2 separate regions of the Homo sapiens genome follow, and region 1 is linked to region 2. A link is an interaction called in ENCODE POLR2A ChIA-PET data of the cell type or tissue named here. Cell type or tissue: PC-3. All regions are shown on one strand. Links, peaks and the distances in the headings refer to the core of each region. The heading gives the core; the rest is flanking DNA.

The links. Peaks named below come from ENCODE experiments on the same cell type or tissue, not always from the same donor. Only the 100,000 strongest peaks of a DNase experiment are listed, where the experiment ranks them.
Region 1: POLR2A ChIA-PET joins it to region 2 with 10 read pairs; 2 of 35 experiments call an interaction of 5 or more read pairs at or near these places.

The regions. Positions count from the first base shown.
Region 1 is chr12:57,685,571-57,688,485 of GRCh38, reverse strand. No RefSeq gene overlaps it. Among named protein-coding and RNA genes, the nearest start is that of OS9, 7.1 kb to the left of the region's middle. In PC-3, for the core only: no CTCF peak of the experiment used is centred there; no DNase peak of the experiment used is centred there; H3K27me3 peaks cover 1,465 bases.
Region 2 is chr12:57,889,371-57,892,285 of GRCh38, reverse strand. The region is part of intron 1 of LOC283387 (a long non-coding RNA gene); the gene reads left to right. LOC124902948 (a long non-coding RNA gene) reads right to left here. Exons shown (of 2, transcript XR_007063336.1): 2 at 1,764-1,973. Among named protein-coding and RNA genes, the nearest start is that of CTDSP2, 44 kb to the right of the region's middle. RefSeq lists an enhancer at 2,366-2,660. In PC-3, for the core only: no CTCF peak of the experiment used is centred there; a DNase peak (open chromatin) is centred at 1,645; H3K27ac peaks cover 434 bases.

The sequences.
Region 1 (2,915 bases), core at 302-2,801, 200 kb after region 2:
AGCTTTGTAGTTTAATTAAGTCCCACTTGCCTATTTTTGTTTTTTGTTGCCTGTGCTTTTGAGGTCTTAGTTATGAATTATTTTGCTAAGCCAATGTCCAGAAGAGTTTTCCCTAGGTTTTTGGCTGGTATTTTTATAGTTTCACATCTTACATTTAAGTCTTTAGTCCACCTTGAGTTGATTTTCGCATGTAGTAAAAGATAGGGGTCCAGTTTCGTTCTTCTGCACATGGCAATCCAATTTCCCCAGCACTGTTTATACCATTTGTTGAAAAGGATATTCTTTCCCTTGTGTGTGTGCCTGTGTGTATTTATTGATTTTTTGAGACAGGGTCTCGCATTGTCGCCCAGGCTAGAGTGCAGTGGCACAATCATGGCTCACTGCAGCTTTGACTTCCTGGGCTCAAGCTATTCCCCCACCTCAGTCTCCCGAGTAGCTGGGACTACAGGCACATGCCACCACTCCCAGATAATTTTTTAAATTAATTTTTTGTAGAGATGGAGCCTCACTATATTGCCCAGGTTGGCCCAGTGTGTGTTCTTGTCGACTGTGTCAAAGATCAGGCCAGGTATGGTGGCTCATCCCTATAATTCCAACACTTTGGGAGGCTAAGGCAGAAGGATCACTTGAGGCCAGGAGTTTGAGACCCGCCTGGGCAACATAGTGAGACCCTGACTCTACAAAAAATAAAATTAAAAAAATTAGCTGTGTATGGTGGTGTGTGCCTGTAGTCCTGAGCTACTCTAAAGGTGAAGCAGGAGGATTGCTTAAGCCCAAGAGGTCCAGGCTGCGGTGAGTCATGATCACACCACTGCACTGCAGCCTGAGCAACAGAGTGAGACCCTGACTCAATAAAAAAAAAATTTTGACTCTAAATATGTGCATCTACTTCTGGGTTCTCTACTCTGTTCCATTGATCTATGTGTCTATTTTTAAATGAATATCATGCTGTTTTGTTTACTATAGCCTTGTAGTATAATTTCAAGTCAGATAATGTGATGCCTCCAGCTTTGTTTATTTTGCTTAGGAAAGTTCTGGCTATTTGGGCTGTTTTTTTTTCCATATGAATTTTTTAGGATTTTTTTTTCTAATTCTGTGAAAAGTAACCTTGATATTTTGATAGGGATTGCACTGAATCTGTAGATTGCTTTAGATAGTATGGTCATTTTAACAATATTAACTCTTCCAATCAGTGAGCATGGGATGTTTGTGTCACCTACAATTTCTTTCATCAATGTTTTGTAGTTTTTCTTATAGAATCCTTTTACTTCCTTGGTTAATATATTCCTAGATATTTTATTTTTTGGTAGCTATTGTAAATGAGATTGCCTTCTTGATTTCATTTGCAGCTAGAACATTATTAGTGAATACAAACACTCTTGATTTTTGTACATTTATTTTGTATCCTGAAACTTTACTGAATTAATTGATCAAATCTAAGAGTTTTTTTGGTGCAGTTTTTTTGGTGGAGTCTTCAGGATTTTGTAGATATAAGATCATATTGCCAGGGGTGGTGACTCAACACCTGTAATCCCAGCACTTTGGGAGGCCAAGGCAGGCAGATCACCTGAGGTCGGGAGTTCAAGACCAGCCTGACCAACATGGAGAAACCCTGTCTCTACTAAAAATACAAAACAAGCCGGGCATGGTGGTGCATGCCTGTAATCCCAGCTACTTGGGAGGCTGAGGCAGGAGAATCGCTTGAACCCAAGAGGCAGAGGTTGCGGTGAGCCAAGGTGGTGCCATTGCACTGCATTCTGGGCAACAAGAGCGAAATTCCGTTTCAAAAAAAAAAAAAAAAAGATCATATCATCAGTGAACAGGGATAACTTGACTTCCTCTTTTCTAGTCTGGATACCTTTTATTTCTTTCTCTCTTGCCTGATTGCTCTGGCTAGGACTTCTAGTACTATGTTGAATCAAACTATAATTGAATTGTGAATCCAGAATAAAAACTATTTCAGACATGCAAGTTCTCAAATTATTGCTATTCCATGCACTGCTTTTCAGAAAGATAGAAGATTTATTATGCCAAGACAAATTAGTCAGTCAAAAAAAAAAAAGAGAGAGAGAGAGAGAAATGCATAAAGTCCAAGAAATGGGATCCAGCGATCCAGCACAAAAGAGACGAAAGTAATCTCCAGGACAATGGTGAAGAGAGATGCCAAGTTGTATAGCAGGACTAGAGATCAATTCATCAAAATTAGAGCAGTTCCAAAGGGTTTGAGAGTGATTTCTTTAAGAAATACATAGACTACCTAATGCATTTGAACTTAGGGAGAAGAGATTTGCATGAGAAGAGTTTGCAGATATATTAGTAGCAAGTTGGTAGAAAGCTAAGGAGGATAAAAGACAATGATTAATTCTATAAAAATAAAAGGTTGTGCTAGAAAAGCTAAACAGATTTCTGTTTTCTTCAATATAGTAGGTTAGGTATTCAATTGATACTCCCCCCTGCAAAAAAAAAACTAAAAAATGCTGGGGAAAATGGAAATATCTTCTTAAAAGCATGGTAGAGCCAAGAAGACAGTAAAGAATCAACAGGCCAAAATATAAAGGGGGTCAGAAACCTAAAGAAGTATTCAAAACAGCAGTCATATCTGCTTGGAGGGCATCCACCGCATATGCAGACTTGAGCTTTCTTTTCTAGAGGAAGGGATGGAAGACTCACCAGGGTGGAGAGTCTGAGAGGAGATTCCCTGCTGTACTGAACCTTCCCTTACCTCCCCATTTTCAGGGAACTGCAACAAAAGCTGCCTTGGTGTCAGCAGAGGAATTTGTGACCACAAGTGGGCCCTTACAGAAATTTTCAGTGTAATTTCAGATTCAGGTAGTTTAAAAACAGACAAACAAAAAAATCTGCTTAATTTGTACATTTAGTTTGTTGTAGTCCTGAAGAGGTGAGTATAATGTGCC
Region 2 (2,915 bases), core at 265-2,764:
CTCACTGTTCCCTAAGTCCCAACTTAAACCATCTTCTCTCCAGCCTTCCCCTTCTCTTCTAGACCCTTCTACCCAAATTCCAAGTTCCTGGGGATTCATCTTGCAAAACAATTTGTCTTGCCTTCCGCATGCCCAGAAAGTCTCATTGTTCTCACCAGAGCGCTTCCCTATCAGGGTTCATCATAGCATAATCCTCAAAACAGAGGCATCTACCTCCAGGATAGATGCCAGCCCGCCCCTGGAATGATAAAGCACAGCATTTTGTTTTCTATGTAACACTTTCTTCCTATCCACCCGCCACCACCGCCCCCTTACATCTGGTACCCCTGACAGTCAAGAAATCCACCCCAAAATGTTCCTGTTTTCTTTTTCCTTTTTGCTCTTTCTTTCCTTTTTCTTTTCTTTACTCCTCTATAGGCATGGCACATCACTGATCAGCATTCCTGCTGCAGTCGAAATGGTGATCTAATTAAAAATAAGTCAGCATGAATCAGATACAAAAGCACAAAATATTGTATGCTTCCCCTTACATAAGGTACCTAGAGTAGCCAAATTCCCAGAGACAGAAAGTAGAATAGTGGTTACCAGGAGCTGGGGAGAGGGGAGAAAGGGGAGTTATTGTTTAGTGGGTGTGGAGTTTCAGTTTGGGAAGATAAAAAAGATGGAAAATGATCATGGTTGCACAATAGTGTGAATGTACTTCATGTCACTAAACTGTACACTTAAAAATGGTTAAAATGGTACATTTTATTTTATTATTTTTATTTATTTATTTATTTACTGAGACGGAGTCTCGCTCTGTCACCCAGGCTGGGGTGTAGTGGGGCCATCTCGGCTCCCTGCAACTTCTGCTTCCTGGGTTCAGGTGATTCTCCTGCCTCAGTCTCCCAAGTAGCTGGGACTACAGGCACCCACCACCACGCCCGGCTAATTTTTGTATTTTTAGTAGAGATGAGGTTTCACCATGTTGGCAGGCTGGTCTCGAACTCCTGACCTCAGGTGATGCGCCCACCTTGGCCTCCCAAAGTGCTGGGATTACAGGCGTGAGCCACCATGTCCAGCCAAAATGGTACATTTTCCATTATGTATACCTTACCACAATACAAACAATAATGTCAATAACATTCATTCTGACCTCAAGAGAGACCTGCCGTTAATTCCACAAATAAGGGCTTTTCCCTCAGCAACTTTGGATCATATCACTTCTGTGAACTCCTGTGCAGAGAGGCTGTGCCCAGGAGATCAGCCTCACCTGCCTCAGGCTTGGTGGTCAATCTTTCTGCTGACCCCACCCATGTGGCTGTAGACTTTATGCTCCCTTCCAAACTGATGGAAAACAGAAGAAGCACACAGCAGCTGCCACTGGAATAGGAGCCTTCAGACGTTGGTTTTAAGCCTAGTTCAGCTGTTAACTAGCTATGCGGCCTTGAACAAGTTATTTAATCTCTCTTTCAATATCCTTATAAAGAAAATGGAGAGGATAATAGCCGGTCCCCAGTGAAATAATGGATGCGAACAAACACACTTTGAGAAGTGTGTGCAAGCTGGTTTCATCATCTCTTAAACATCTCAGATATAAGAAGGAAGTTGCTACCTGGAAATAAGGAGGTAGACGGCAAATAGCTAAGTAAATACAACCTAAAAATACCACTTTGATCTTGGGCCAATGTCCCTGAATCATCATCCTCCTCAAAGATGGAATGAAGCAAGGTCCTTCACAGTCTGGTCTCTACTAAGAAAACCCCATTTTACTGAGACACTGATTTTCCCCATGATTCGCTTTTATTCAGAGCCAATATCCAGCTTTGTCCACAGGGTGCCCGCTGCGTTGCTTCACTGAGGTGAGGAGTGGGTTCTGAGCAGGAGCATCGTCGGGGAGGAGTGGGAACAGGACAGAGGGAAGGGCTGATTCCCAGGAGCACGTGTTCCCAACAAGGCCCTCTCATAACGTTCACAGCACTCGGGCATGTTGACTGTCAAAAGACAAATGAAAAGGTGACAGCATGAGTAGGGTAGATACAAGACTACAGTCTCATAAAAGACGGTGGCCTGATAGTGGCTTCAGATGGTGGCATTGGCTGCCCCTCAGTCTGGCTGCCAGCTGGTCCCGCTGCCCTGGCTCTGGTCCCTTGGGAAGTAAGAGGCAGCACTTCTTGTCAGGAAGTCTCTCTTTCCCTCAGGCCTTAGGAAGAAGTTCAGGTCCCCACAGCCCAGGTGAGTCCACACTCTTCCTCCCTCTGGCCTCCCCTGCCTCACCAGGACCCTCTCCTGTCCTTCTCTCAGCTGTCCCTTCCCACCTCCAGGGAATGCCCAGAGGCACAGGTCCCTGTACTCCACATCTCTGGCCCCAGCCACACTCAGGCCCGTCTCACACACCTCACAGTGACCCAGCTCAGCCCAGATGGAAGTCATCTGGTTAGGGCTTCAGACTGATTTCACCAACAGTGACGTTATGCTTGTCCACACCCATTCCCACATCACCTCCTTCCGAGTCCCCTTCCCACTCACACAGGCAGTGCCAAGAAGTGAAAATGGAAGCAGACTCAAAGAACCCAGGCTGGGGTTGTGTCTGGGGACACGACCAGGGCCCAGGGCTTGGACCATGGACAACTTCAGGCTCCGCCTTATCCAGCCCAGCCTCCCAAGCCGCTGCCACACCACAGCTGCAGAATCTGCAACCTACAGGAGCTCGCTTTTCACTTAAAGCCAAGGGAGGGGAACGGAGAGATTTCCCGCAAAGCCGTTCTCTCATAGGGTAGCCTGTTTCCCTGCTTCCCTCTGGGCCTCAGGACACTCAGGGTGGCCTGTCCTTGCTTCGGCCCCACAGCCTTCAATCCAAGCCAGCCAGGGGTGTCTGCGTATCACCACACCCCAGGTCCAAGGACCCAGAGGGGCAGAGGGTTTTTGCGGGCTCT